Linked DNA regions of Mus musculus: regions 1 and 3 are each linked to region 2. A link is a loop called in an ENCODE intact Hi-C map of the cell type or tissue named here. Cell type or tissue: heart. All regions are shown on one strand. Links, peaks and the distances in the headings refer to the core of each region. The heading gives the core; the rest is flanking DNA. Region 1 holds the start of Clk3 (CDC-like kinase 3). Region 2 holds the start of Neil1 (nei endonuclease VIII-like 1 (E. coli)). Region 3 holds the start of Ppcdc (phosphopantothenoylcysteine decarboxylase).

What was found. Peaks named below come from ENCODE experiments on the same cell type or tissue, not always from the same donor. Only the 100,000 strongest peaks of a DNase experiment are listed, where the experiment ranks them.
Region 1: it touches region 2 in a loop (15-fold over the local background); 2 of 42 quality-filtered maps call a loop at or near these places.
Region 3: a loop joins it to region 2, with 4 times the contacts of the local background. A loop is called at or near these places in 6 of 42 quality-filtered maps.

The regions. Positions count from the first base shown.
Region 1 is chr9:57,757,365-57,767,604 of GRCm38, forward strand. Clk3 (CDC-like kinase 3) reads right to left here and starts at 7,750. Exons shown (of 13, transcript NM_007713.5): 1 at 7,710-7,750; 2 at 4,352-4,503; 3 at 3,460-3,676; 4 at 1,263-1,359; 5 at 920-986. The coding sequence starts at 4,503. Gm32510 (a long non-coding RNA gene) reads left to right here and starts at 10,086. Exons shown (of 3, transcript XR_870786.2): 1 at 10,086-10,176. In heart, for the core only: CTCF peaks have their summits at 2,196 (motif pointing left), 5,515, 7,320, 8,160 and 1 weaker place; DNase peaks (open chromatin) are centred at 2,107, 6,997, 7,807, 8,607 and 4 weaker places; H3K4me3 peaks cover 4,172 bases; H3K27ac peaks cover 4,364 bases.
Region 2 is chr9:57,142,530-57,152,769 of GRCm38, forward strand. Neil1 (nei endonuclease VIII-like 1 (E. coli)) reads right to left here and starts at 5,776. Exons shown (of 10, transcript NM_028347.3): 1 at 5,555-5,776; 2 at 4,072-4,528; 3 at 2,569-2,688; 4 at 2,416-2,479; 5 at 2,109-2,208; 6 at 1,658-1,785; 7 at 1,450-1,477; 8 at 1,229-1,290; 9 at 922-1,084; 10 at 259-797. The coding sequence starts at 4,505. The coding sequence ends at 727. In heart, for the core only: a CTCF peak has its summit at 5,704; DNase peaks (open chromatin) are centred at 4,122, 5,222 and 5,742; H3K4me3 peaks cover 2,077 bases; H3K27ac peaks cover 1,853 bases.
Region 3 is chr9:57,434,112-57,444,351 of GRCm38, forward strand. It overlaps Ppcdc (phosphopantothenoylcysteine decarboxylase), which reads right to left and starts at 6,003. Exons shown (of 7, transcript NM_176831.5): 1 at 5,959-6,003; 2 at 3,306-3,371; 3 at 792-974. The coding sequence starts at 926. It overlaps Scamp5 (secretory carrier membrane protein 5), which reads right to left. Exons shown (of 7, transcript NM_020270.3): 7 at 7,216-9,753. The coding sequence ends at 9,559. In heart, for the core only: no CTCF peak of the experiment used is centred there; a DNase peak (open chromatin) is centred at 6,000; H3K4me3 peaks cover 1,171 bases; H3K27ac peaks cover 3,491 bases.

The sequences.
Region 1 (10,240 bases), core at 901-8,900, 610 kb after region 2:
GAGGTGTAACTTGGGCAACTCCCGAGCATCTTCATATTTCATTTCTGAAGCGGTGCCCTGCATAGCTCAAATGAGGATACCAGTTCTCTGTAACTAAAGCAATTAGAGATTATTAAGGCAGGAACTGGCTCTCCAGAGGGTTGCCTCTCTAACATACAGCTACAGGGAAGGAAGCAGACTCTAGGCTGACAGATGATAAGCAGTAAGTGTTATACTGCTAGGATTGGAGAGAATGATCTGGCCCCAGCATTATGGCACATACAGGTACTGCCTTCCCAGCCAGCATGGACTACTCATGACCCTAGCCGCACTGGGGTAGTTGGTAGCTGTTTGGTGAGAAAGGCCAAAGTCTCATTTCCTTCGGCTGGGATCTCTCAGGAAGACATGGGAGGGGCAAAAGTACTATCAGGCCAAGCCAGCAGCATCCTCAACCTTCTGGCCAAGGGGAGAGGCCACTACTTTAGCCTTCTGAAACAAGGTCCCTCCCCACAGCCGTCTTATCTTTAACATAGATGTAACTCATTTCAAAGGAAGCCCCTGGCCCTGCTGGCAGAGATGAAGTCCACCTCCTCTGGCCCTGCACTGACTCCCTTTGTATTCTTTAAAGGTTCCCAGGACCTTATATGTACCTTTTCCTCTGCCCAAGAAACCAGATAGATGAAGCCTGGCCAAAAATATCCAAAAGCTCATGGGATGCAGCACTGGGCCACATATCCAATGCCACAGCTGAGAAGTGGGTAACCAGGGAGGAGGCACACACTAGCTAAAAGTTCTTGTAGTGATGTCACAGGCTTGTCAAACCCCAAGGATGCCTCCCTTATTTCATGAGATCAGCAAACCCAACACATCCAGCAATGGTGCGGCCCTCCAAAAAGAGCTGCACTAGCTCTTTCAAGGATGTTTGTACCAGCACGCTCACCTGGCATGGTCCAAGCACTCCACCACCTTGCCAAAGGTGCCTTCACCCAGGTTCCCCACGATCTCATCTGTGAGAAAGAAGAAGCTGGGCATGAGAGTCTGGAGGGTAGGAGGGTGGCAGCTCCTGCAAGTTCACAGCATTCAAATCCTCAAAAACAACAAAGGTTCTTGCTCACTGCTACACTCTTTAAAACAGAAGTTGCTAGTGTCTGTGTCATTCAGGCAATTACTGGTGGCCCCACTAAGGCGCCACGCGCACTAGAGGCCCCTCCACGCAGGAGAGGTCTCATCTAACAAGGGGGGTAGAAAGTAGAGAGGTAAAGTTTTACGAAAGGTGGCTGTACATCGCTCTTGGAGCCAATCGCCGATCCGGCACACCAGGTGGCCCTCCTTGTCATCTTCCACACTCCGGCTGCTGCGCTTACTGCTCTGTTGGCTTCTCTGCATGCACCGCCCCCCGAAACGCCATCCGACCAATCGCATGGTAGGCGGTTCCGATTGACAGATTGAGGTGTCAGTCAAAGGCAGAGGTGGAGACGGTGAGGAGCCGGTGGGTTGGTTGGTTGGATTTTCCAGATCCCAGCATTTCATAAGGCACACAGCATATATAACGATAGGGATATTGCAAGGGACACGTCAAGACACAAACTGACTTCAAAACAGAAAAGCAAAAACAGCTACAGGTATGTAAGAAAACTCGGACATTATCTCTAAGAAGAGTGCCACAAATGCTCAGAAAGATGTCCAGCCTATGACACAGAGGGGCCAGGCCCCGAGGACAGCCACAGCCCTGACTCCCTCCTCTTCTAGTCTCCCCCTCCCTGACCCTCCCGTGACTCTGGCCAGAGCTGAAGACGACGCAAAAAAGGCGGCTGGCCCAACCTGGGTCCAGCCTTCTGGACAGGTTGTAGGGCTATCCTGGCTTCAGCAGCAACAGTATGCTCACCCTTTCTTTGCCTGCCTCTGCTGGTCCACACAGCCTTACAACATATTCAACAGCTGCCACGTAGAACCAAGCTACTACCTGCCCCCACATGACATCCTTGGCCAGACTTAACCAACTACCAGAAACAGACTTCTGCCAGCAGCCCTCCTGCCACCAAACTCCAGCAGGAAATGAGCCTGGCTGAGATCCTTTGGGCTGGCCGACCTTCAGGCCCCAAGCCAGCTCCTGACCTGGCCTTAGGACTTGTGCCACTCCTAAGCCAGACCCAGCCCACGACGACAGAGGGCACCAAAAATAAGCAGAGCACCAGACTTGCACTGCCACCCAGTGGCAGCATACGGCACTGTGTGAGGCCACAAGCCATGATTGATTCACCGGCAAGTCAACCTTCAGCTCACACCACTCAGGTCAAGCGCTGGGTAGAGAAGATACCTTCACCAAACCCACCACTACTAAGAGGCCGCTTGGCCAGCAGGAGGACAACACGGGGAGAACAAACAGGAAGAAGAGAAGACAGCACATAGCCTTGTAAACACGAGTGACCTTCCTTTTCCATGGGATTGAATACAGTGTGGGCTCTTGGTCTGTTCCACACACCACCCTAGAATGCTGGCCAAGCTCTGGTCTTTAAGTGGCCTGCAACAAGGTGAGGCCTGGGATCTCACCACGCAGACAGCTGCCTCTCCTTACCGTAAGTAGCACACCTACAAAGGAACAAGGTAGAAGAGAGCCTGGCTGGAGGTCTGATGAGAAGCTTCCAACCTGAGCTGACTGACAGGGCAAAGTGATGTGCTCTTACAGACCAGCAACTTGGAAAAGTAAACACAGAAATTCAAGACCCATATCAAAAAAAGAAAAGCCTAGGAAGCCAGGCGGTGGTGCCCAGCACTCAGGAAGTAGAGGGAAAAGGATCATGAGTTTTAGGCTAGGTTGGAATACATAAGACTTTCAAAAACAAAGAGGAGGTGTAGGGAATGGGGTGTGATACAGTTCAGTGGTAGAGTATCTGCCTCGTATGTATGGGCCCTGGGTTGGACTCCCAGCATTTAAAAAAGAAAAATAAAATTAACTGGTAAAGTGTCCCCTTTTTATTGGGTAATAACAGACTCTGGTCCTCTGGGAGAGGAGGACTGTGGAGATGAGGCTGCAGAGAAGGTCAAATCCACACTCATCAAAGCACTTAGCTATGGGGTGGGCCCGATGGGGACAGACCTGATGTGAAGAAGACCAGGCCATATAGCCCCAAACCACAAACAACAATCTTAGTACCAGCCCTGAGAAGTGTGTCCCAATCATGTGTACCATGTAGCCTGTGTATGGAACAGTGGAAAGATATAGACAGGCTGGAAATCAGCCAACGCCGGAGCCAGAGCCCTTATAGTTGCCACTGGCAAGGGGCCAGAAAATGGAAGGCATACCATCCTTGCTCAGTCCTATACCAGACAGCACACACGCACACACACACCTCATGTGTGTACCCACAATGGTGTATGTACACAGGGTTGCCAGTACTCACCCAGACCAGCTAGCCTGAGAGAAGCGAGAAAGAGGTGAGGCCTTTAGGCCCCTATTAGCACACTCTGGCCACCACTCACCGAGGAAGCACTGCTACAAGACCTGGTACGGCGTTTGTGACAGTGGTGGGCATGCTTGCGGGTACGGTACGGCGCCCTCTCTCGTGACCGTCTCCGATGTCGAGAACGTGAAGACCCATAGCAGTCCTCTCCAAAAGATGGGCTCCGCTCTTCACACCGATACGTATCACTGTCACGGTGTTCCCGGTACCTCCGCTGGTAGGGTATACGATCATGGCTGCCAAGAGGGGGTAGCAAGATGAGTCAAGAAGGCCTACTAGCCAGGTTCCTGCTGCAGGGTTCCTACTAGCCAGCAGGCAAGAGGCCTTTGGCAGGGCCCCTGCAAAGGCTCTCAAGGAAAGCCTGTTAGAGCTGAAGTATCCAGGCTGAGGGGGAGTGAACAGGGCAAGAGAAGGTACAAAGATACAAAGCTTATTCTCCAGAGCCTTAGGTAATGACAGTGTCCCTCTAGTGCCACAGTGTCCCTCTAATGCCACAGAGGGAGGAAGAAGAAGGGGAGCACAGGAAGGCCTCCAAGAATAGCAGAGTTGACCAGGCTGCTACAACTGTAACTTTGGTCTGGGGACTTAGATAGGACTTGGGACCAGTCTTTCAAGGCTAGGGTGATGTTCCTACTTCTACTGAGGAAGACTCAGGGGTAGGGTACTGGCCTAGAAAATACAGAGGGAGAGAGACCACTCTGACAAAGAAAGAAAGGATGACAAGGAAGGTAACTTCTGTTGAGGCCAGGAAAAGGAAGCAAGCACAGGCAAGGATCCCAGAGAGGTCAGGGCAAGAATCTACGGGCGGCTGGGCAGAAGCAGCCATCTAAAGGAGCCTGAGAGCAGCAGAGCTCTGGGCCATTCTACTCATCTAGCTGAGGAAAGCTTCTTCCCACCCAGATCCCACTCACCTTCTGGACCGTGATCTCCGTGGGGGAGGCTCCCTTCGGGATGGGTATCGTAGTCGACCTTCATGCTCCCGACTGTAAGACCGCCTCCTCTTCCAGCGGTAGCTCAGGTATGGGTCTGGCTCTGGGGAACGGTATCGCTTACAGTGATGCATCTAGGCCACAAGAAAGAGAAAGCCCTGCTCAACACACAGCTCACTGCTTCCAGCCACAGGGCTGCCTGGTGCAGCCAGGTGCTCCTGAAGAAGAGGCCCATTGTTCTGTTTAGGGGTAGCCCCTCCCAGGGGTTTATGAAGTAAAGAAGAACTCTGATGTCACAGTGACAGAACAGCAGACAATGGGTGGATGACTCCCTCCTCTGCCAAGTGAATAAACAAACAGGTGCCTCTCCAGCCTGGCCCAGGGGCCTGAACACTCAAACTATGCAAGCCAGGGCCCAGATACAGAAGTAGATGTAGTGGGATGCTGAGCACTGCCACGGGGATGCCAAGGACAGGAGGAATGGAGAGGTTTTTTGCTCAATTTCTTCATGCCTATGGGATCCTATAACCTAAATGTTCTAGAAGCCTGGAGCTAATGAACTGGTGGCACAGAGCCAAAGTACTAAACTGAAACTTGCCTGGCTAAAGCAATGAACTGGACTCAACTCAAAGAAATTCAAAACTCTTCAGTCAGTGAGGAACCACAGTAGAAATGAGAACTCTGACCCTTGAGCAAAGACACAATGTCTCACCAATAGTCCCTACTCCTATCAGGTTCCAGCCAAGTGGGCCTGGGCCCAGAAGGCCTGCCCAGCTCTTGCTGACCCATCCAGAGTATCAGCCCAGAAAGGAGCCACAATCAGGTATCTAAGCTGCTTGCCTGAGGCAAATTTTAGTGGCCCTCAGACCAACTAGAGTCCCATACCAGGTGCTTCCTCTTTAACAGCATCATAGCCATCCCTTCTAGCTCCTCCTACTCCGGCACTCTTTCTTGTGCCCTATCTCTGAAGGAGCCAAGAAGACGTGGCTGTAGGTCTACACTGGGAAGTAGGACAAGTATTCCTTAACCACGGAGTACTTAGATCCAATACCGGAGACTCCCAAATGGGATCAGCAGCCAGTTCAGAGAGATGGCTACGTGAGTCTGGCACCGTTTTCACCCATATCCAGCCCCTTCACATTTTGTCCACCAGATGGCCAGGCATGAGAGCACAGCTTGTTTGCTTTCCAAGCCTTCAATTGCTCACACCCAACCTCTAGTAGTGCATAGTCCTAGGCTTGCCTGGCCAAGCACCTTTTAAACAAATCCATCAAGGCTGCTCCATCTCACCAGCACAGTCCAAAGATGAAATAGGTACTTGTGTATGAGCAGGATTGGGAGGCAATTTATGTAAACCTCTGGGAGCCCTAAGAAAGGCACTGTTGTTTTCACACTTATCTGAATGTCCCCCACCCCATGACCTTATGACAGGTGCTCAGGCTGTAGCCTGAAAGCAGTAGCCCATGTCTCACCAACTGACCCAAAAGACAACCTACTGGCCAGGCATACATCTTCCCAAAAGGCAAAGTGGTCCTGCCCATCCTCACCAGGCAGACAGAGCACCCTAAGCATCCTATCTGGAGGATGTTGTAATGCGGTCTAATCTACAGCAGACCAAAATTTTCCTTCTGGGACCTAAGTGGATTTCTATGACCACATATGTCTACTTGAGTGGAAAGTCACAGCCTCAGAGTCGAATGCCAACCTGCTCCACAGCAATACCACTTCACTGTTGCCTTTAGGCAAGTTATTAAACCACTTTAAGCTTCAGCCTCCTCTTGAAACAAGGGAACAATAATCTCTTACAGGCTCCATAGGAATTAAATGTCTGCCCTATAAAGTCAAAAGCCTAGCACAGGTTTGGGCCACAAGAAGTACTAAAGACAGCCTTTCATTAGCACTGAGAAGGTTCCGGCTAACACTCAGGGCTATGTTGAATGCCTTAATTTATAATTCCTTCCAAGGGACCGGGTAGGAAGTTTTGGCAGGAAACCTTGAACTCGATCCCAGTGTTGCCACTTACTGGCCCTGTGGCCTTATACAAGTCACTCTAGACCTAAATTGTCATGCCTGAAAAATGAAGATAACACCTCTCATACTGGCAAAGATGGCCCAATATTTTGGCCATGAAGTACCACACATAGGCAGTAATGGAGATAATCTCCCTTGCAACGCATCCCAGGCAGGTGAAAAATGGGAGCTACCAGGTGGCCCATGTCCTCCTCCCAGCCAGGTCGTTTGAGCCTATTTCTCACAAATTCTCCGATTCCATGAGTCCTCGGCAAAGAAGCTTTTTAAAACGTAAAGGCCACAATTATGCTTTGGGAGGCTCTGCTCTGAACAATGAAGAAAAAGGCAATGTGACCAATGAGACCAAGTTACTGGATGCCAATTTTTCTATGAGCACAGGCCTCTCTGGCTTCTCATTTGCTGTTCCTGGCTAGAGAACCGGGCTAACAAGAAGAGCAGCCAGCCAGGTCAGCGGCTGCCCTCCCGGATTCCTGCCACCCAAGCGACCCATGGTTATTTTTGGCTGGCAGTGCCCCACCACTGCAACCTCAAACCTGCCACCTCGCAATCTGCGGCTGCCACCGGGCAAAAACGCTCCTCCTTTTCAAGGGCACGGAGGAGGGAAACTGGAAGGCCGCCAACTCCGCCTTGATGGGGGCTAGACTCTGGCAATTCCCACCCAAGCATCAGGGCACCCGCACCCGGAACTAAAGCATAGAGGCTCCCGACCGGACCGAGGAGCAGCCTGGACATTTGTACTCCTGGCTTGGTCTGGCCCATTCTCCGGGATGGAGCGGTTCCATCATAACAAAACACGGAGGGGGCCGGCGGCCCGCACTCGAGTCCCTTCCTTCTGCCCGAATCCCAGGGATCTCAGAGCCCCGTTCCCCGTAACCGCCAAGGGAAGACCCGGCGACCAAAGGGATGGCCAGCCTGGGCCAGAATCAAACTCCAGGCGGCGCGCGAAGGAGATCTGCGGGCTAAGCCTCGAGCTCGGGGCAGGGAAAGCCTTTCCAGGATAGCCTAGGTCGGACGCGACCCAGCCAGCGGGCCGGCGCGGGACCCAAAGGGAAGCCTCCCAGCCGGCTCCGAGGCCGCTGGAGCTCCGCCTCCAACACCGCGGGAACCAGAAAAGGGGTCTGCAGTGACCGCCCTCAGGGAGAGAAGCGGCGGGTCAGGGGTGAGAGGTCGGGACCGCGGCCTGACGTGGGCCGAAGAGGGAAATAGGTCCAAGCCGAGACCCGACCGGGTGGCACGGTACCCGTACCGGCGTGGCCGTCCCCACCGACTCACCCCAGCTGCCCGGCCACGGGCTCGGGCCCACACTCACCGTCTCCCAGGCTCCGGCTGCGGCTAGGCCCCACTCCCCACTCCGAGCGCCTCTTCCGCTTCCGGCTCTGGCCTCCGCCCGTGGCAGCACCGCCCCCTCGCGTGACGCAGCCGTCGGCGGCCCGGGCTCGACCCGGCCCAGAGGCCTGACCGCTCTAGCCCCGAACTCGCAGACTCTGGGGGACTGGCCTGCCCCGCCAGGGTCCGGGCGACATCGGTGGAGGTCTCTTCCCGGAGGTCCCGGGAGCAGCCTCGGGCCGCGGCCTGCCCCTCTCCGTGTGGTGCTGCACGTAGGCCCCCGAGGCCGCATCGGTGCGCGACCACGGTCTGAGGACGGCTCTGGGCCTAAAGGAGGAACCCACCGGACTGCCAGGCTGGGGCCGCTTCCCCGCCGCGGCCCAGCTGTGCTCGCCAGCCTCTTCCTGCGCGCGGAGAGGACCGGCATTGTTCTCCCGGGGCCCGGGAGGGCGCTAGAGACGAAGGCGGTCGGTGCGCCCGGGCAGAGGAAGGCGGGCGCGACTCCGCTTGCGCGCAAGAAGCAAACGACACATTCTGCTCTCGGCTTGTGCGGGTTTTTTGAAAGTCCTGGTGCCACGCCCCAGCTGGCTCGAGCGAGCAGTCTCCGGGAAGATCCCCGCGAGCCTCGGCGGTGGGGTCTGACGGAGAAATCGTCCCCTTCCCTTGAACACCTCAGAGCGTCTTGCTGTCAGTCTTGCTAGGAAACCCGCGCCACACAAAAGCCCCGAGCCGCGCCGCGCTCCCGCTCTGCCACTCGAGTCACTCAGCCCGTCCTTTCGCTGCGGCATCGGGCGTGAGGCACCCAGTCTAGACCCCTCCCACCTACTGTCCAACGCTTTGTCGTGGCAGGATCATGAGGTCTTATTTTTTTTTTTTTCAGAAGAGAATACAAGTCGCGGTCCTTTGGTTGGGCCTCGCTTTGACAGCGTCCCCGCCCCCGCGCGTCGCGCAGCCAAGCGGGCGGGTGCCGCGCCTAATTGCCCCACGCCACGCGAGGTCCGCGAGGCTGCGGCGGCCGGCCAGGGCGGGGCATAGCTTTAGGATCTTGCTGACTCAACGCGGACAGCCAGGGTTTCCCAGGTGTCCCCTCCCCGTACGGGATGCGCGCCCACCAGGTGCTGTGGCTCCCTAGGCCCCCCTGCAGTGATGAAACTGCCTTTAGAGAGCTTTGCCTCTGGTTCTGACGTAATGGCCCGGCATCTTCATCACCAACCAAGTAAAAGCGGTTGAGTTAAAAAGCTGGGTGATTATGTTTTGCAAACTCAAACTGACTCATAGTCACCTTCCAACCCCACAGACATTCAACAGCCATTTCAACTGCTTCTGCCCGAGTCCTGCCCCATTGGTTTCCAGCCTAGAAGCCAAAGATTGAAATATCCAGGCGTCAGAAGATGCAGCTCCCACCTGAGGCCAGGCCCACACTGATAGAATTTCCTTCGTTCACAGGTTTCTGTGGTGTCGTCACCTCCTACCAATGCTGCCCAGCCATGTTTCCATGGCTACGGGAAAATAGCATCCTCCAGTTTAAGGCCGACATCCTCAAAAAGTTCCCATCTCCTGCCCTACCCCAAGTGTCAGAAATGAGATAATTTAGACCGTCTTCCTGCCTACCATCCTAACAGGAAAAATCAGGGCCATCTGCCTACAGCCCCCACTCTCTCTACAGAGAGGACTTCTTGCTGACAGCTGATATAGGAGCTGTCTCCTAGCCCTGTCCTCTCCAGAGGCTGCAGCTTGGCCTTCCTCCTGGATGGTCTCCCATTAGACCTTCGTCCTCTTGTCTCTCTTCATAAAACCTAGCAGAAGAAAAGAACTGGTTCTGAAGTAAAGTTAGGTTGATGAACGTCTCCCGGCATACACATCTCATCTCTGTGGTACTCTGTTGAGAGGAACCTTGGAACCGCTCCTCCACCCCTTGCTCAGCCCTGCGCTCCCCCAGAAGGAGACTTGCTGCTTACCCACTGCTCCAAAGCACCAGCTTCCACCAGCCTGTGCCCTGGGCCTGTCAAGCCTTTTCTGTGTGCCTGGTCTGTAGCTTGACTCCAGGGCACCAAGGTGATGTCCCGTTCTGCTTGTACTCAACTCCTACAGCTTCTATTTCTCTCTACCTTTCTTTTCCCCTCCCAGGTTCGTGGGCCCCAGTGCTCTCTCTTCTGTCTGCCCTTGAATTCTCCTCTGCTATATCTAGCTTTGTCCTGCCTGGAATGAATTGATGTACATTTGAGCCTCAGCTCTAAAGTCACCTCCCTGGAAAGTATCTTGGGAGAGGTCAGGTTCTTCTCTGTGCTGTGATGCCACTCTCTTGGCTCTCACCCAATACTCTGCACTTGATCTTAGCCAAAAGGCCGAGAAGCGATCACCCAATACTCTGGAAGTTCAACACAGCTTTGCTTCCCAAATCGGGCAAGAAACACCCTAACTCTGGAAGTCTCGCTTCCTCTTGGGCCTAGGTAGGGTGGACTTGTGGATGTTATGCCAGAGTGTAGGATCAGTCCTCACAGCCTGTTTTAGAGT
Region 2 (10,240 bases), core at 1,600-9,599:
GCTAAGCTGGGAGAACAGCCAACCATAGGCCCTGATGCCTCCTGGATGGGAAGAGCTATGGATGACACCTTGGGACTGCCTGGGCCCAGGTCTGCAGAGGCAGAATGTCCTCTGATAGTCATGGCCTTGAGTGTATATGTGGGGGGTTGGGGGAAGGGAGGGGAGACAAGGAATTAAATATATAAATAGGTGGAGCCATGCAGCCAGCCTTTCCAACCTGGCTTTCTCATACCTTATATAGGTAGCCTGCCCAAGAAGTACCAAGAAGTTCAAATTTATTAGTTTAATAATGGTTTTCACTTTGGATTTAAAAAATGTTGAAGATGGCTTACATTTCCAACACTTTGGGAGGCAGAAGCAGGCAGATCTCTGAATTTGAGGCCAGCTTGGTCTACAGAGTGAGTTCCAGGACAGCCAGGGCTACACAGAGAAACCCTTGTTTTGAAAAAGTAGACAACAGCAAATCAGTGAGTGGAGTGTGGCAGCTTGGCTCACACCTGTAACCCCGGCAACCATGGACATGGAGCAGAAAGACCAAACGGGAGTTCAATGTCATCTTCAGATCCACATGGGTTCAAGGATAGGACATACAAAGCCCTGCCCCCAAAAAACAGTTATGCAGGAAAAGTCACGGGGCCTAGGGCATGCAGCCCTACAAATACTGCTTTTAGGGATTCAGACATGCCCCAGGATTCACAGCAAGTCATCAGGGAAGGAGACCTCCATCTATGAAGCTGAACTCTCCCCAGCCTCCCTGGGTCGGGTGTCAGGTATAGTCTTTGGGCGTCTGCGGTGGCCTGTGTGGAGAGCAAGGGAGGCAGTGACTGTGTGTCCTCCCCCTGTTGACCCTGCACTATCTCCCGTCCTCCCTCGAGAGCCACTCCCAGGGGTCCCTCTTCCCGGCTCAAGAAGGATGCTCACCTGTGCTCGCCCGTTGCCCCCTCCTCTTCCCTTTCTCAGGAGCTGTAGGGGTTTCCTGGTTTTGTTGGAGGCCGGCCCCTTCAGACTGTTGAGCTATTCTCTTAGGAGGGTGCTTCCTGGCCCTCCGCATCCTGGAAACGGACTTGCTTGAAAGTGGAAGGTCCTGGGTAGAAATGGTCCTTACTGAATTTTCTTCTAGCAGTTTACATGTTCGCTAGGGCCGACTGCTGACATTACCCACTGGGCCCCAACCCTCCCATGATTGGCCTGGCCAGTGCAAGTGCAGAGGCAGGTGTGGCAGCCATACCTCTTTCCTGTCCTCAGCCCCCAGCTGTGTCTCCTGTGACTTCTTTTTTTGGGATCTGCCCCCTGTAGAATGTTCTATTGGAGCTAGAGAGCTCAAGGGCTTCAGCCCCTCTCTAGACTCTTACTGCAGTGTGATTCCAAGGCTGGAGAGGGGTGGGAGGATGGGTATCCAAAGCCATGGGGGTTTTTGGCTCTTTATTTCTTACATTATGAGCTACTTACCTTTGGGTGCCAAGGGTCCGGGATCACCCTGAAATGGAATGGAGACAACTCTGGAGTCAACCTGGTTTGATGAAGGGGCAGTTTTACTTGGAGTGGCAAGGCCATATCCTTACTTATCTCTCCGTGACTCAGACCTCTAGCTTCTACCTTGTTATCCCACCAGCTTCCCTGGGGTCTCCATTCGCCAATATGAGTATAGGGCTCGAACCTGGAACCAGATGGTACGGCCATGCCGGTCTCGCAGGGAGCTCATGCCTGGCACACCATAGCACCGAAGCCAGGCTCGAAAGGCAGCAAAATCCTCCTCTCCACGCTCTGGCCCATAGCCTTTGCCCCCTGAGGGACAGAGGAACTGGTCAGAGGTGAGAGGGTCGTGTGGGGTGGGAGGAACAGTGAGCCTGGTTCAACCTGATCCAGGCCACACTGCCTCCTCTCACTGTGACTAGGCCTGTGTTCCCCCGCTCTGGGTCCTGGCCTCTCCATCAGCAAGGCCAAATCTCTACCCCACCTGCTGCATAGAAGGCTGGTAGAAAGTGGAAACTTGCCAAGAGACCTGGTCTGTTGAACAAACTCCCATCCCTTGAGCCAGGACAGCTGTCCAGCACCTTACAGAGGCTAAGGTAGAGGCCGCCGGCCATCTTGACCTCCCCAGGCCTCACCCAGCTGAACCACTTCCTTGGGCACCAAGTGACACAGTTCCAGCAGGTCTGGGTTCTGTAGTTTGGCCTTGATCTTCTGGCTCAGGGTCAGCTCTGGGCTCTAAAGGTGGGTATGGGCAGAAACAAGGTGTCAACACAGGGTACTCACACACAATGGACTTCTATAAGCTTGGCAAGACCTTTAGTGTGGTTTACACCCACTCCACACACATGGTGGGCTAAGGCAGACACAACTGACTCTACCCACACCCTTGCCACCCACTCTAGCAGGAGAGCCAGCACACACATGCTTGCTCACTGTCCTCACCGGCCGGCACTGTTGCAGGGCCTCTAGAACTGTACGAGCCTTCTCAAAAGGAGGGATCTTCAGCCTGGAGTGGTGGGGAGGGCCCATGCTAAGTAGTGGATGTGGTCACCCATGTCCCACCCCAGCCATTGTACCCAGAGCCTGTCTGCTGACCGGTACAGGATCTCTGCCCGCAGATAGTTGCCAATGCCATTGAAGAACCTCTGGTCCAACAAGGCCTCACAGATGGGCCGGTCAAAGGCTTTGTCTGATAGGTTCCGAAGTACGTTCTCTCTGCAGGGACACAGGCTGGATGCATGAGACCCATCCTACATCCCAGGATTGGGAAGAAGAGCTGGGGAGTCTGATCCTGAGTGCAAGGACAAACCATTCCAGCTCCCTCTGGTCTCCGTACTATTTGGGCAGCTGGAGCCTCAGTTTTTCTATTTGTTAAATGGGAAAAAAAAATCTAGGATTAAGTTTATTTTTCAGCCAGGCATGGTGATTCTCACCTGTAAATCCTAACACTTGGGAGGCTGAGACAAGAAGAGAGGCGAGTTTGGGGCCAGGCAGGGCTACATAAAAAGGCCCTGTGTGTGTGCGCGCGCGCGCGCGCGCGCGTGTGTGCACATGTGTACATACACACAAACACACACACACAGGCCTGGTGTGATGTGCCAAGGCGTGGCAGCACACCTGTAATCCTAACACTGGGAAGGCTGAGACAGTAATCCCACTGCCATGAGGATGTAGCAAATCCTGGAATAGAGTGAAGTCCAGTCTCAGCCCCCTGACCCCAAAGTGTGAAGGACCAGAAGGTGGCGGGATGAGTGTGATGAGGATTAAAAAAAAAAAAAAGTAGATGCTCCAGTGTGGTTCTGCCCTCCATCCCCAAGGCACCCAGCCGGTGGACTGCAAACAGCTTTGAGGTCTATCAAGAGACTTAACAGGACCAGCAGCCAAGCAGCCTTTGGTCCCCAACTTCCCAGAAAAGACCAAGCAACAATAACCCAGGGCTATTCTGTGACACCAGAGATGTGACCAAGTGTAGGGCTCCGCAGAAGCACATCATCTATTTCCAGGGAGGAAAATGAGAACGGGCCAGGTCCTCTCCAGGCTTACACCCCTCAAGTTCTTGCCAGCAAGGCTTTCCTCCAAGATTTAAACAGCTTCCCAGTCTCCATCAGCCAAACCCCAGCTTGAAGGTCACTTCCCTAGAATGGCCATGCCTCCTGAGATCCCCACCTTTGGCCAAAGTCTCCTGGCCCCATCTTACCCGCACGTCATCAATGTGGTGAAAGTTTGCTTTGCCCACTGCTGTCCCCTACAGAGCCTGTCTCACAGCAGAGACCCTTATTGCCTCTTTAGAGGCAGGTTCTGATGACAGGGACGGTCACAGAGGAAGCCCCAGGACATAGACAGGTAAGCAGTCAGAACAGAGAACCAAAACTTGACTCAGAAACTCAATCACTAGGCTATCCTCTCCCCACTGTGCAAGCTTGTTTCTTAAGTACTACAAAAGCCTGATGCTGTTTCTGTATCCTCAGACCTCCGGCTGGTCTCCCTCCTTTGGGCTGCCCTCTCATAGACACCATCTCGATAGATGAGGGACTGAGGCTTAGTAGAGGGCTGGGATTTGTTTCTTATTGGTCTAGTGCTCCACATACCCAGGCCTACCTGAACCGTTCATACTCCAGCAAGACACAGGGTCCACGGCCTGGTTGCCATTCACCCCCAGGATCCCAGTGGCCAAAGCGACGGATGTCTACGAAGCAAAGGGCAAGCCGGGGAGCAGGTGGGGCTGTGTAAAAACGTAGATGGGCGTGGCGGGGCAGTGCCTCTGCGGGTACCAGCTGGAAGGATCCTGACATCCCAAAGCGGAAGACAAGGGACAGTGGCTTCTGAGGGGGCTGGGACCCAGGCAGGGGGCTCAATGTCAAGCGCAGCTCCTTGCCTCGGGCTAAAGCTGAGATGTGGTAGGCACTGCTCTCAAAGGGCACCTCCGGGTTCCGGCTGACAGAGGACTTCTCCACACACCCACCAAATACCAGCCCCTTACATGTCTCATTCACAAAGTGGCTGGCCAGGTGCAGCTCTGGGCCCTCTGGCATTCTGAAGGAGGAATGGCTGGGCCCTGTAGTAGGAAGAGGACAACAGGTCGTGCCAGAAATGTCTTGTTCAGTAGGAATTATTACCAAGTTTGTACAGAGGAAAAGTCAGAGACACAGAGAGGCATAGCGCCATATAGGATAGGCAAAGAAATGGTGGCCTGGCCACCCATCCAAGGTACTGGGTACCAGGAAGCTGAAGCTGGGAGGCACATGGCTGTCTTGCTCACTGGTGCTTTCCTTCCATGGCCTCCACACCTCGCTTTAGAATACAGTTCAGATTCTTGCTGGAGCCTATTACCTTGTGTCCCCCAATCCCTCCTACCCACTTACAAACCTGTTCCTCCCCAACTCCTGGCCTTTGCCCCTGCTGCCTCCCATCCCACACACAGTAGGAAGTTTGAAGGAGGCCTTCTCTCTCCCTAATCCACATCTTAACTTAGGAGCTCCCAAAGTTCAAAGCTACTCAGCATCTGTTCTAGCACCTCACGGCACCCAAGGCAAAGCTCGGGTCACTCATCCACTACAGCTCAATCAGGCCCTGAATCTGTCTACATCCATGGAGGTAGAAACTCAAATGTGCGCTGGACCAATGGGATTGACCTAGCCTGCCATGGTCACCCAGGCAGAAGAGAGAGGCTTTCTCCCGGCTGCCTTCTTGTCAGGACAGGAGGCAGAAGTAGGAGAAGGGTAAGCTCCAATCTGTGCACAGCCCTGTTCTCATGGATCCCTGGGGTGCCAGGAAGGACAGGGCTCTCGTTCTTTGTCCTCACCACCCTCCTCTATCCCTCACCTCGCGCTTTGCTACTAGCAAGATCTGAGGAGAAGGTAGGTAGGGAAGACGGGCGGTTTTAAAGTAGACGCGTTGGGGGCTTGGCACCAAAAAGGGTTCGGTTTGCGGAAAACCTTCAGAGTCCTAGTTTTGCGAGGTGTGAGATAGCGCACACACCCAACAAAATTTTGGTTTCTCTGTCTTTCCCGGGCTCCCAGATCCTTTAGATCTTCACCTTTACTGAGACCCCGAATCGCCCCCATTAAAGTTGAATGAATACCTGCTCTGGTTACTGCTCAACCTGAGGCAGCAGCCAGTAAGGGGTTAATCCCAGCAGTCTGCCGAACTTCAGAGCACGCTGGGAAAGGCTAGAGACACTCTGGTACCTGCTGGGAAATGTAGTTTTCTCAGGCAGGCGGCGCAGTATGGAATGGAGTTCCTTATTTATGAGAATCCCGGGTGTTGGGCAAGCTTTGGAGCAGTCGCGTAACCCGGAGGTGACGAAAGAACTGTGAGCAGAGCCTTGTTCCGAACTGGTGCCCGGAGTCGCAGCTGCGTCTGCAGTTGAAGTCACCAGTTAGCCTGGCCAGGATTGACGCCAGCAGCCGGAAACGGCGCTGTGTAGAGCCACAAGCAGCTGTATGCGAGGCATACACAGGTGCAAGATAAACAATCCCTGGGGACCCAAGATGGCCGTGTCAATGAGCAGTCAGATGTAACATATAAACAACTTTATCACGGCCTGCGGGAGCTAGGGGGCCGAGAGGGGGGAGTGCATCCGGCAATACCACAGGGGCTTATATCTGGGGCAGCACTAGGTAAAGTCAGGAGTTAGGCACAAAAGCTTGGTTTGACTGTCACAACCTCAGGCAAAAAAAAAAAAAAAAAAAGTGTCGGCAAGATACCTTTTGCCAGGCACAAGGGATCGATTCAAAGTTCAGGAACAGAAGCTGAGGAAGGCCTGTGTGGCTGCCGCAGGGGTGAGTGGTGATGGGTAGGCTAGGGGAGAACAAGAGGAGAGAAACATTGGTGAGGCTAAGCCTCAAACGTCCCTGGGAGATGGAAGCAGCATTATTAAAACGTATAAAAGAGAAAGAAAGCCTCTGCAGGTGCGTTGTGCTGACCAACAGCGGAGACTCACCCTTTTACACACTTATTTCTCTTGTTCCTCCAGTCACCCATTTACTCATTTCTTATATTTTTTAGGAGAGGACGGTTAAAGAGAGGGTCTTGCTATGTATTCCTCATTGTCCTGGGCCTCAGACTGGTTCCCAGCTTCCCCTGATCTTCTCTTCAGCCTCCTCAGTAAGAACTGGGATGATAGGAAAGGGCCACTGTCGTGGTTTGAATGAGAATGGCCTCCACAGGCTTCCCGTCTCATCAGGCGGCTGTACTCACGTGTTCAAGCATGAACTAGCAAGCTCGCACACACATGGGGTGGGGAGGGAGATGATAAAAATGTCTTAAGAAACACAGCGTGTGGAATATAAGCAGAGTGGAATATTATACACTGCCTGCCACAGGTAGCAGCATAGGTGATTTTGAGGATATTATGCTAGGTGGTAGGTAGGTCAGTTACAGAAGGACAAACACTGAGATTCCATTTATGTGAGAAGTCCACATTAATCAGACACACAGAGTGAGGAGAAAGATTGTTGAAGATGGGGTAGGGGAGGAGAGGTTGATAGTAGGAATAAAGTTCCAGTTGCCTAAGATGAGCAAGTGCAGCATGCGGTCTGTAGCTAACACTGTTGTACAGCAAACTCTCTGTTGGATTCTTTTTTATTGTCGTTGTGCTGTGTATATGATGTGTGTGTGTGTGTGGGAGGTATTCATGTACCACAGTGCACATGCGGAAGTCGGAGTCAGGTCTCTCTGGCCAGTTGAAGCAGGCCTCTCTTGTTTATGCTGCTGTACTGCACTCCAGGCTGGCTGGCCCCAGAGCTTCTGAACAGCTCTCCCGCCTGCACCTCCCATCTCCCTCTCCATTTAAGAGGAGTTTTGAGGTTCTAGATGCTGGCTATAACATGGGTTTCCCACCTCAGAAAGCAAACGCCTCTACCCCTGAGCCATCTTGCTGGCCCGTGTTAACTGTTCTTGTCACAAATCAGGGAGTATATTTTATCTTCTGCTCCCTAATTTGCCCGTGTAGTTATTCTCAGTAGCTCATTCTTCGTGAAATTCAAATATTCTCTCCTGTACAGAAGCCACTTTGTTTATGCAGTTTACGCCTGGAGGACATCTGGGTATGTACCTGTGATTGTTTCTCAACCACCATGCAAATATCCACTTTCACATCAACATTTAAAATCTTTTTTTAAAATGCAGGGACTCTCTATGTAGCCCTGGCTTTCCTGGGAACTGGCTCTGTAGATCAAGCTGGCTTTGAACTCACAGAGATCCACCTGTCTCTGCTTCAGCTTTTCCCCCTTTTTCTTTGGGTTTTTCAGACAGGGTTTCTCTGCCCTTGCCCTGGCTGTTCTGGAACTTTCTCTGTAGACCAGGCTGGCCTCAACTCATAGAGATCTGCCTGCCTCTGTCTCCCGAGTGCTGAGACTACAGGTGTGCACCGCTGCTCCCCGGCTTCCCAGCTTAACATTTTAATGTTGCTTTTTACCATGTGGGGGTGGGGTTCACATGTGCCCTGGAGTGTGTATCTGTGAAGGTCAGGTGACAATTTTCCGGAGTTCATTCTTCCTTTCACTATGCAGACCTCAGAGATTAAACTCAGGTCACCAGGCTTGGGGACAGTGACCCACTGAGCCATCTCACGGGACCCCCTAATCAACACTTCATCCAAAGGTTTCTAACCTTTGATGATTTGCCACAATCAACATTTTTTGTTTATTTGTGGCCGAGGATTGAACCCAGGGCATTGTGAATTCTGGGCAAACTCTCTACCTCTGAGCTCTATCACCAACCTTTTTAAAAAAGATTTATTTTAAGACAACAGTTTTAGTAAGCTGTGAAAACTGCCATCCTCCTGTCTCAGCCTCTCAAGTACTGAGATTAGGGATGTGAGCCACAAGGCTACAGAGAGGTTAAATGAGAAATCAGAGCCCTTTAGCCTTTTCTCCTTTGTTCTGGAGGGTGTAGCCATTTTGGGCAAATGCTGCTTAGTGAGTTCACTAAGAAGCCTCCCCAGGAAGACCCTATGACCATGCCCAAAATCCTGTTTCAGCCTCTGGGGCAGCTGGGATGGTAGGTTTGTACCAGTGGCCTAGCTCCCCACTTGAGATCTACTTAGCAATTGTGGAATATTGACCTCCTTCTCCTCCTATCCCTCTTCCTACTCCTTTTTTTGATGTCTCCTGTATCTTACTTGCTTGTATAGCAAAGCTGAACTTGGACCCTAATCCTCTGCCTTCATTTCCCAGGTGCTGGGATTACAGGTGTGCACCACTGTGTCAGGCTGTATTCTATTAATACTTATATAGCAACTATTTGCAATTTCTGTAAAAATGAGTTTCACCTTACTGACTATGACTTTGTTTTTGTTTTGATGGAGGGTGGGGGTGGATAGCAATTCCCTCTTTATGTAGCCCTGGCTGTCCTGGAACTCATTATGTAGATCAGGTTGACCTTCCTGCCTCTACTTCCAGAGAGCTGAGATTAAAGGTGTAATCCACCCATGCTGACTATGTTTTTTTTAAAGTATTATATATTTATTTTTATTTATACATGTACACTGTAGCTGTCTTCAGACACACCAGAAGAGGGCATCAGATCTCATTACAGATACTTGTGAGCCACCATGTGGTTGCTGGAATTTGAACTCAGGACCTCTGGAAGAGTAGTCAGTGCTCTTAACTGCTGAGCCATCTCACCAGCCCCAAGATCTTTCTTTTTTTTGGGGAGGGGGGGTTTGAGACAGGGTTTCTCTGTATAGCCCTGGCTGTCCTGGAACTCACTTTGTAGACAGGGCTGGCCTTGAACGCAGAAATCCGCCTGCCTCTGCCTCCTGAGTGCTGGGATTAAAGGCGTGCGCCACCACGCCCAGCTCAGTCAGTACTCTTAACCATCCTTTTGGCCCCCATGTCTGCTTTCTTGATTTGTAGCATCTTTGATAGAAATGCTGTATGTTATGTTACTTTGTGGTTAGAAAATCAGCCTGCAGAGATACTGTCTCTACTTAAAAAAAAAAAAAAAAAAGTGTGTTAGCAAACAGGTGCTGGGTTTAAAGGCCTGCGCCACCATACCTGGTGCTTTTAACCAGTTTTTAGACTGATTTTGGTGCAGCGACTGTGTCCAATAGTGACAAACTGCATAGGTATGCTTTAAGGGTGCTTTTTCCTCCTTGTCCTTTTGAACTTAGGAATTTGTAAACAGTTTTCCTTCCTAACAATTCTTTCATGTGTATGAGTGTTGAACTTGCATGTATATGTGTGCACCATGTGCATATAGTTCTGGCCTAGGGAAGACACGGGATCTCCAGGAACTGGAGTGACAGACAGCTGGGAGCTGCCATGGAGGAGCTGGGAATGGAGCGTGGGTCCTCTCACAGAGCAGCCGGTGCTAACCGCTCAGCATTCTCTACAGGCCCAGGTTTTTAATTAATTCGTTAATTAGTTAATTAATTTAATTAAGTAACCAATTTAATTAATTAAAGATGGTGTCTCACGTCACACAGTCAGGCCGGAATATTGCCGTGGATGACCTTGAAGTCCTGAAACCCCCGACCACAGTTTGGAGTATTAAAGTGAAGTGGGCTCGCTGCTGCACCCTGCTGCACCCTGCTGCATCCTGCTGCATCCAACACCTTTAAAAGCATTGCAGCTGGGAGTGCTGAGAAGCAGAAGCAATTGAGGCCTTTATGACCAGTTCCAGGTGCTGGAATTACACAGTGAGCCCTAGCTCAAAAAAGGAACAAAAGCAAACATCACTGTAGTACTTACCCCACATGCAGCTATTGGAAGAGCATTCAGCAGCAGGGCTTCCGAAACGTAGAAATGCAATTCTTACCCTA
Region 3 (10,240 bases), core at 1,439-9,438, 290 kb after region 2:
AATGAGTTTAAATGGAAATAAAACCACCCAGGCTGGAACAGGCAGAGAAGATGTGTGTGAGTGGAGGGTTTGTACAGATTTGAAAAGTGAAGAGAAAGAGCAGTTATATGCAGGAGCCAACCCACAGCAGTGGTCATTGGATGGAACACAGGAACAACAGGAGGCTACGCAGACCCACAGAGGATTCTGGGGAAGGGAAGCATCTACCTGCTGGAGCTGGTCATAGTTCAGTCTTGGAATTTCTGCTCCTGCATCCTCATATATAAAATTAGTCAACGTTGAGGTGGCCTAGCCAAGAACAGAGGGTGAAAAAAAAAAAAATCTCCCATCCCATCACACAGGAGTGGCTTCTGGAGTATCTAAGAACACTGGAAGGAGTTAGGTTTGAAACAAGAGGTACAAGCAGTGAGCAGCCCCTGGGGCTTTCGGTGTGTTAGAAACAAGCAAGGTATCTAACAAGGAGAGAGAGCTGAGCCTCAGAGCTCAGGGAGGAACAAGAGCGGGAGTGGGGGAGCATGGAGTGCTGAGACCCTTCTGCCCTTCAGACCACAGGCTGTCACGGGCCCTCAGGGTCAGTGTGTGGGGTCACACCCTGCCTACACCATCTCACTTAATCTAGCTCCTGCTTATCTTATACACTAGTCTGTCTCCTGTGTGCCTCACTCACCAGCACACACAGAGGATCTCCTTCTATACAGACCAGGATTAAGGGGAAAGAAAATCCCATGCCCTGCAGACGCAGGACTCCTTAGTGCCAGAAGCCACTGCACTCATCTTGAGAAGATACTCACCCCAGGAACGTCCAACAGCTTAGATACCAGGAGAGGCAGCTTCAGAGCGGCCACGCTGCCAGTGACGCCCACAAGAACACGGAACTTCCTCTCCTCTGAGGGGACGGCGGCTGGGCATGGGGCCTTTGGTTCCATGTGAGGTCTGGTGGCTTTCTGGGGGCTGAGGAAGCCTGGGTCTAGAATCTAAAAGAGAAGAAAGGGCATCCTCTTCATTCAGTCACAGAACAAGGGGCATGTGGCATGCCCTAGGCCATCTAAATGCCGGAGTTGCTGTGGGCTTTAAAAGTCCCAGCTTCTGGGAGCACGCGGTATGATGACCAAGTCAGGCCTCCTCTCCATACACTGCTCTAAGAGCCATACCTATGCCATGGCTGCCCAGGGACTGTCTCAGAGACCGTGTCACATAAAGGTACCGTTCAGGCTGAGTCTGAAGGATGAGCACTTTTTCAGGCAAGAAGAAATGACTTCAAATGGAATAACCCTGCAAAGTGCAGAGGTCTGAAGGAGAATGGCATGGCAGAGAACACGGTGTCAGTTATGAGAGACGCTGAAGAGTCCCGAGGAGGGGTAGGAGGGACCAGCCGGGCTGCATGGTCCCTCAGATCTGGGCCAGAATATCAAGGGAGGTGAGAACCTGGTGCTTTGTTGTGAGAAAGCAATGTCGGTGCTGGTGATGTGTGAGAGGGCCGAGACCGGGGGGAGTTACTGGGGTGTGCCTGGCTGGCTGGCTGGTGAAGCAGACAGAGAGGACAAGGTACTTGGATGCCAGTGGATTGGAACCACAGGCAAGGAGAATTCGTCTGGAGCCAGCTCTGTAGCCTGTCCCATCCTTGTGCACCAGGCTGAGTTCCAAAACACAAACTGACTTCTAAGAGTCAAATACGACGCAGTGGGCCACTCCACAGGAGCAGCTGACTGGGTTCCTCCTCCGGCTGATGCTCACATCAGAACCTCTACCCTGGAGGCTGGGCCAGCACACCTCGCTCCATCAGCCACAGTCACTGAGAACCAAACCCTGAGCAGAGAAGTGTGGAAGACAGCACTGCTGCTTTTAGGGACTCTGTGGATGTCGGGATGGCCCTTTTCTCCATGGAACCTTTTCAATGATCTCTCGCGGTTTAGACGTCAGGCCTTTGCCTTTGCTTCTTCCTCTACCAGCAATCTCCCTAAGGATGACCAGATTAACCACCACCCACCTCTTACCTCACCATCACGGCCCTGATTATCTGCTGGATGAATAAACAGTACACAGTACCTGCCCTGGGAAGCAAGAGTCCCGGGTCCTGTCCAAGGCTGTACTCCTGACCTGGTGTGTGATCTTGCGTCAGGATCATTCCCTCCCCCAAACCCTTTACTTATATGAAAGGCATAGGAACAGTTGATTTCTGAAGCCTCATCCAGTGCAGCGTGAATCAATGCAAAAGATGGTGCTAAGTGGCTCTTTCTATGAAAGGTCAAGGTCAGCCACGGGAGGAGAACCCAGTAGCTCCAGCTCCCTCCATGCCTGGGTAACCACAGGGGGCCTCTCTGCATTTGCCTGTAACCTTTAGGTATATATCCACTAGAGCTGAGGTGATTCCAGGTACCCATCTCAAAGGGGTTAAGCACAGATTAGTTCCCTAGGCACAACTCCCAACCGTAAAGTTCACCTTGCCAGTACTTTTTAAAGATCTACTTTATATATTCACTATTCATGTGTGTGGGCACTGTTTAGGTCTGTCTGACGGTTGACTGCATGTATGTCTCATGTGTGTGGGTATTCTGACTGCATGTATGTCTGTGCATCACTTGTGAAAAGTGCCCAAAGAGGCCAGAAAAGGGTGTCAGGTCCTCTGGAATTGGAGTTATAGGTGGTTATGACCTGCCACGCGGGTCTAAAAAAATTGAACGGAGGTCCTCTACAAGAGAAAGCTCACTTAACCACTGCGCCTTCTCTCTACCCAAGCCCTACCACCAATACCGAATCCTTGCTACAATAAAGAGCTGTAATCAGGACCAGGCTTGTTAAGAGACATGAGCCCACCCAAAGTTTGGGGAGCGCTGTTAACAACTGACAATGTCCATGGGACCTACTACCAGCTTCTCCCAGAGTACATCATTAGTAGGTGAGAGACAGGTCTGGGTTTTGTTATTGTTTAATTATTTTAAATTATGTGTGTACATGTGAGTATGTGCACTTGAATGTAGGTGCTCTGAGGCCAGAGGCATCCGGTCACCTTGAAGTTGGAGTACTGGGCAGTTGTGAGCTACGTGACTCGGTGTACACACAGAGACAGGAATAGAACTTGGGTTCTCTGTGAGAGCAGAACAGAAGCCATCTCTCCAGCTCCATAAGAAGCACATCCATTTTATTTTTCTCTTTTTGGTTTGGTTTTCCAAGACAGGTTTCTCTGTGTAACAGACCACTGGCAGTCCTGGAACTCGCTTTGTAGACTAGGCTGCCCTCAAACTGACAGAACTTTGAGCCCCAATGCTTGTTGAAAAGCACAGTTTTGAATCTCCAGGAAAACTTACCTGTCAGTCCTCAAACCTTGACCCCGTTGTCCTTCTTCAGTCAAATGTGGCAAGAACAGGAGAGTCCTGTAAAAAAGACGCACAATTCCATGTGCAGTCCCTGGACCTCAAAAAGATAACATTCCTAAGAGTCATGTTACAGAAAGCTGTCGGCTAAACTGGAGGCAGGACTCTGCTGCTCACTCAGCTGTTCTCCACAGAAGGCACAATGTTCTGCGGCCCAAGAAACATCATTTGTTCTGAGGCCCAAGCTTTGCTCAGGACCAAAACCATTCTTCTTGGCGAAGGGTTTGGGGGGAGATAGAAAGAAAGAGAGAGATAGAGAGACAGAGACAGACACACAGAGAGAGATACACAGAGAGAGAATAGAAACCAGATTATTTAGCCCACATTTGGAAGCAAGGTTGATTTGTTCATCCTGAGTCCCAGGAAAGGTGGCCGGTAGCAAAAGGTTGTTTGCTCTCTAAGATCAAATTCCAGCCAGTTTAGTCTCCTTCTCCATCCAGTTTCCACTAACGCCTTTTGACTTTTAAATGTTTTATTTGTTAACACAGTCAGGATGACTAGAAGCAGTACCTTACCTCCTGGGTTCCTGTCACTCACAGGAACAGCAGAGAAGAGTGGACAAGCAGGCAGCGGGTTATGAGACTGAAGGGTTGTGATTCCTAAGCTCAGGGATGAGGGCGGCCAGCCGTGAAGGTAAAGCACTGCCAGAAACCTGCGCCTTCTCTCTCCTTCAGAGAGACACAAAGATCCTCTGCTTATGTAATAAGTATAACTTCCAAAACACAGTAGCCAGAGAGAAACTTTTGCACACGTAGAAACGGTCCCTATCTGTGCTTCTTCCTAGCTGGTTAACAACGCCCCTTCTGATGCTTCAGAGCACGGATTTTCCTGCACACTTCCTTTAGCTCTGGCAGACAGTTAAGATGGTAGACCACCCTCCATCTTAACCACAGAGCCCACTGGTTCAGACCAAGATAAGGCTGTACATGTTTGCATTCCCTGACCTATCATGCTGGTCCAGAAGTGTCCAGCATTATAATATCTGAACATTATAATATCTGATTCTCTCCCACCACTACTGACCCTCCCAAGAAAAAAACAAAAAACAAGCTTATTTTATCACATGGTGCAATGTTCCCTTTCAACCTCCAGAGTCGAGCTTGAGTCACTCTTGGCCATCCTTGGACTTCAGATTAATTTTTCTTCCCACCCTCATAGACTGAGGTACACATACAAGGGATACACTTGATGCGCTGGCTACCTAGACCAGTCTTATATTCTAAGCTGCATATGCAGGGAACAATTTTTTTTCATATTTTTACTTGACCTTTATTATAACCACAGAACTTACACTTAGTCTTATGTATATTTCAAGAAAAAGTAGGGTTTGGTGGCACATGCCTTTAATCCCAGCACTTGGAATGCAGAAACAAACAGATTTCTAGGAGTTGAGATTCGAACATACTAAGTCCTGTAGCTAGGGCTACACAGTGAGACCCTGAGAGGGAGAGGGAGGGAGGAGAGGGAGGGAAAGAGAAAAAAACGAGGGGGAGAATGGAGGGGAAGGGAGAGAGAAATTTAAGAGAGACACAGAGAGAACACATACACAGCAGAGAAAGAGGCCTCTGTGTGAGACTATAATTCTCTCAGTTTAATCAAGGACAAAGTATAAAATTTCCATGTATACCTACCAGTAATAGAATGGGCAAGAATGTAGCCAAGAAAATGTGACCACAGGATACGGGCAAGACTGTAGCCAAGAAAGTGTGACCACACTGCACCTAAGGAATGCTGGTTGCAGCCAAAATGTTTGGCTTTCCAATGGATGTCTCAAACCGGAAGTAGGCATGTTTGCCTCTAAAGTTACTGCAGTTTCATCTGTACACCTCTTGAGGACACGTGTCAGGAAGATACATCACAGCCTTGCTGGTTCCCAGCTGCTAGAAAGAAGCAGAAGACCCCAGCTCCCAAACACGCATCACTTCCTGCAGCTGGGAATCTCTCCTGCCCACTATCTAGTTCTGGCTTCCAATATTCCAAACGTCGGTGACGGTGACATTTTTTTTTCTGACAAAAACTGCTCTAACTCTAATTTGAAATGCCACTCGGCAAGTTTAGGGTTTAAGCATCTAAATACTGCCAGCGTTCTCCTTTCTCTCGTTTATGATTATAAAATACAATTTGAGGCACGTTGGCTCAGCAAGGTAGCTTGCAGACAAGTCTGAGGCCCTGAATGAGGGCGGGACTTACAGGGTAGAACTGAGTCCTGCAGGTCGTCCTATGACCTCAACACGCACGCTGTGACAGCCACCCCTCTTACAAAATAAACGTAATTTAAAAAAAAAAAAAAAAGTTTGTATTTCGGGGCGGTCCTAAATCTTTGGGAGGGGGGCACCTTATGCTGCAGTTTTTCAAAGGTAAGCGTCAAGTGTGGGTGTCTTTTAAACTAAGGATAGAGCATGATATCTGCGGGCACCGGTGCAGCTGCATAGCCCCCAATTCTGAGACTGGAGTCACACCTATAGCCCCACATCTGACACATTACACATGGACCTTCACGCGGACCCACAGCGACCAGAGGAGCTTCTCCCACCGCCCCACCCGGCGGCACCACCGACACAGCTTTCCCGCCCCTTCCACTGCTCACCAGCTCCAGGATACCCGCAAGTATCGCGGTATCTAGGCGCCTTTCCGGCTCTAAATGACTCCAGAGAAAGCGAGTGATCGCATGGCCTTCTGGGAGTCGTGGTCTATTTCTGTGGCTTCTGGGAGTTGTAGTCATTGGGGCTCCCTGTGCAAGGCTAAAGCCACATTAGGCAGGGGAGCCGCGACATTGAAAGGCTCACTTTGAGCAATCTTTTTCTTTTTTTCTTTTTTTTCTTTCTTTCTTTCTCTCTCTCTCCCTCTTTCTCTTTCTTTCCTTCTTTCTTTTTCTTTTTCTTTCCTTCCTTTTCTTTCTTTTTCTTTTCTTTCTCTCTTTCTTTCTTTCTTTCTTTCCTTTCTCTCTCTCTTTCAATAACTGGCATGTCTGAAACTTAGAACTCTGCCAGCTTCTGCCTCATAAGTGCTGGGATCAAAGGGGTGTGCTACCGTGCCCATTGCTACTTGAGAGGAATCTTGAGAGATGACCATCACAGAGGATCTAGACAACATTCTTAGAGAGCACATCTTTGGCAAAGCCTAGGCACATTCGAATCGTTGTAGTCATTACCCTGCAGCAATCAGAAATTTCAAGAACTTACATGTTCATTGAGCCCACTCAATCAGCTTCAAGAGACCCACCATGGGAGCTAAGGAAGGCCAGTCTTCTAGTCCTAACACTAAGGGCTATGGTGGTTTGAATATGCTTAGCCCAGGGAATTAGGAACAATTAGGAAGTATGGCCTTGTTGGAGTGGGTGTGGCCTTGTTGGAGGAAGTGTGTCACTGTGGGGGTGGGCAAATATATCTTCCTAGCCACCTGAGGCCAGTCTTCTCTTGACTGCCTTTGGAATAAGTTATAGAACTCTCAGCTTCTGTAGCACCATGACTGCTTGGATGCTGCCATACTTCCCGCCTTGACAATACTGGACTGAGCCTCTGAACTTGCAAGCCAGTCTCAGTTAAATGTTATCCTTTTATAACAGTTGCCTTGGTCGTGGTGTCTCTTCACAGCAATGGAAACCCTAAGTCACAGACACAGTCAGGCCATGCGCCTCACTCAGTGTTACAGGCCACTCCTATTTCCTAACTGGTAGTTGTGGCAACTACTTCATGGCCTACTCAGGGCTGCTTCAGAGGAAGGATCACAAAATACATGGTTTTTGGCATCACAGATCCACTCAACTCAATTCCACAACCCTGCTTCACATCCCACATCAAGGCTTCATTGAGACCCACATGGAGACAAGTAACACAGAGGGACATACAGGGTCAAATGATCCCTTTATTATATTCATCCAGTTACACAGATAGACACTGGCTCGGGCAGGTCAACTGCCAATGAGGGGATAGTTTGTGTCTCTCAGAAACAAGGGGCAGTGGGCACCAGGAGAATGCAAAAGCAGGTCACTGGCTGGCGACAGACAGGAGGACTCCCAGCATCCACCAGGCCCTCCCACCCCTCAAGCAAACCATCTGTGCCCGGCCCCATCTCTCTCACTCTCTCCTCATCAAAGTGCATAGTTGCCTGAAGATGCAGCATCCCAGTGCCTGAGCAGCTGGGCCAGACACTGGTGACAGGCTTTCCCAAGGGCAGTGCCAGGCATGGCCAATAGGTGTGAGCCAGGAAAGAGGAGAGGCCGATAGGACAGGAAGTTGACTGGGGGTAACACCCAACAGCTGTGGATGCTAGGCTGGCAGCTGGATCACAGCTTTCCTGGAAGTAACAGAGGACTAAGAGAAAGGGAGCTGGGAGAAGGGAAGAGGAGGAAGAGCCTAGCCCTAGAATCTCTCAGGGTAGCAGGAGCTATGACAACTGCTCTCCATAGAGAAAACAGTAGGGGAGAGAATCAACTAAGCCTAGGGAGTCAACAGGAAAGGAACTTTCCAGACACTCTTGGATTCTCTTACAAGGAAGAAGCTGAAAAATCAAAGCTCAAGGTGGCCTGAAACCAAGTCTTAGGGTCCAAGGCAAACCAATGTGGTATGGTTTTCCAGTCTCCCTAGCCTAGGTGGGTTTCTGTTGCAAGGAGATGAGAAACAGCCAGCTGCTCCTTGGTAAGGCCTACCCACCTCAGGCCTCATGCAGAGGAATAAGATACCAGACAATGTCCACACCCTGCTTGAAAGATACAGTCCCAGGAACTAAGATCAGTCTAGAGAGAGATGAGGGTTCTAAGAGAACTAAGGAAAGGCCTGGAATCGAATCCTGTCGTTCTCGTGAATGGAAGAGGAGGGAAGGACAGAACACTAAACTAAAAACTAAAGGCAGAGCCATCCTGCCCTTCCTCCTGCCAACCAGGAATCCTACTCAGGACATTGTGCTTGCAGCTTGAACTGGGCCTGGGAGCATCTCTGCAGAATGTGTCCTGTAGCCAGGACAAGGGAGACTGGAGAGGTGAACTACCCTCTCAATGGGTCCTATTTGACTTCTCCTCAGATCTTCCCCCTTCAGACCTAACCTTCTGACCTCTATCCTTTCTGCCAGACTCAATTAGAACAGCTACTCCTTCCAGGAATCCAGTGGTCACTTTGAGAAGCTAGAAGCCCTTCTGAGCTGGGGCCAGCCACACCTCCCCCAGCGACCAATGATGCCCTCTGTTCCACCACGGCCTTTACACCTGGCAAGTGCCTCATACAAGCCAGCGGGAAATGCAGAGCGGCTCAAGGTGGATCTGGGCAGCAAGGGGTGGAAGCCAGGAGAGGGAAAAGGAGATGCCTGCCTCTGCGGGCCAGGCTTGCAGAATCAAGGAGATCAGCTCTGCATTTCCATTCCCCCCCCTCCCCCGTATCAAGTACCAAATGGGCTCAGAATCCCCAAGCTGGGTGCCCCTTCCACGTCAGGGTTGGCTGAGCTCCCATGTCAGCTTCCTGGAACTGGGGAGCGGATTGGGGGTATCTGGGTAGTCTTAAAAGCAGACATAACTGAGACACCCCGCTTTAGGAAGACAACGAAAAGCTACATGGGGAGGAAAAAGATCACGGAGGAGCCAGCTAGGGAAATGAGCACAAAGAATCTCACAATGAGGGAGGAACGAGGGGAAGAGGAGGTGGAGGGAGGACTACAGGGAGCAAGGGGACATCCTCTCTGTCCCATCGCCTAGAACCTGCCTATCACCATGAACACTAATACTGTTGCTTCCCAATGGGACTAAAGGCAGAAATAGCTTAGGCTCATCACCCTGCACAAGGTATCTGGCTCCCTGCTAGGCCTCCCCCTGGCCTGTGGAGTCTCTGGGCCAGGGTCAGAGGGGACAACCTGATGGATGGAGGGGGCTGGTTTAGTTCTAAACATACATCTAGCACCACAACAAGAGATCGCCACTGTACATTATCTCACAAGGGGACATAGGCTTGGCTACCAATGCACAGAAAACACTTCTTGTGCAGTGCAAAGTTCCCAGAGGACCCAAAGGTGGGGGCAGGGATAGACATATACATATACGTACACACATATATATATATATATATATAACTCTGATTCTTTGTACAAAGTTGGGGAGGAGAAAAGGGAAGGGGGAACCCTGCTTGGTCACCACACAGAAGATGTGGCTTAAGCCCCCTGTCCCACTGGCCCCCAGCCCTGCCTCCTGGTGGGCTTGGCTGGCTCACATCTCATTGGAGTACGTGTAGTTGGGAGTGGCAGAATACTGAGTCTGCGGTTGATTCATGGCACCCTGAGCAGCCCCCATGGCTGCATTCTGGGCTGCCTGCTGCACATGTGGGTTCTTCCACGCTCCAGTGGTCCATTCCTCCTGAGCCTTGCTGAAACTGCCTCCGCTACCCCGGTAGAACTTATGAACCTGCAGAAGCAACCACAGGGAATGGTTAAGCAGAGGACAGCACGCAGGGCACAGTGTTGCACCCTGCAAGCCCTAAAGGGGCAAGGAGGATCATGATTTAAGAGGCTGTCTAGAAAACAAAAATAAAAATAAATAAAAGGCCAGGAGCGGTAACTGCCACGCGCCTGTAACCCCAGCCCTTGGGGAGACAATGGCACGTAATTCTTCAATACATGTTGAGTTTGAGGTCAGCCTGGGTTTCATAAGTCCCTATCTCAAAAAAAAAAAAAATTGAAGCTGAGCACTATGGCACCCGCCTTTAATCCCAGCACTTGGGAGGCAGAGGCAGGTGGATTTCTGAGTTCGAGGCTAGCCTGGTCCTCAGAGTGAGTTCCAGGATAGCCAGACAGGGCTACAGAAAAATCCTGTCTAAAAAGCCAAAAATAACAATAATAACAATAGCAACAACAACAAAACAATAATAATGTTTTAAAAAATTGGGTGGGCA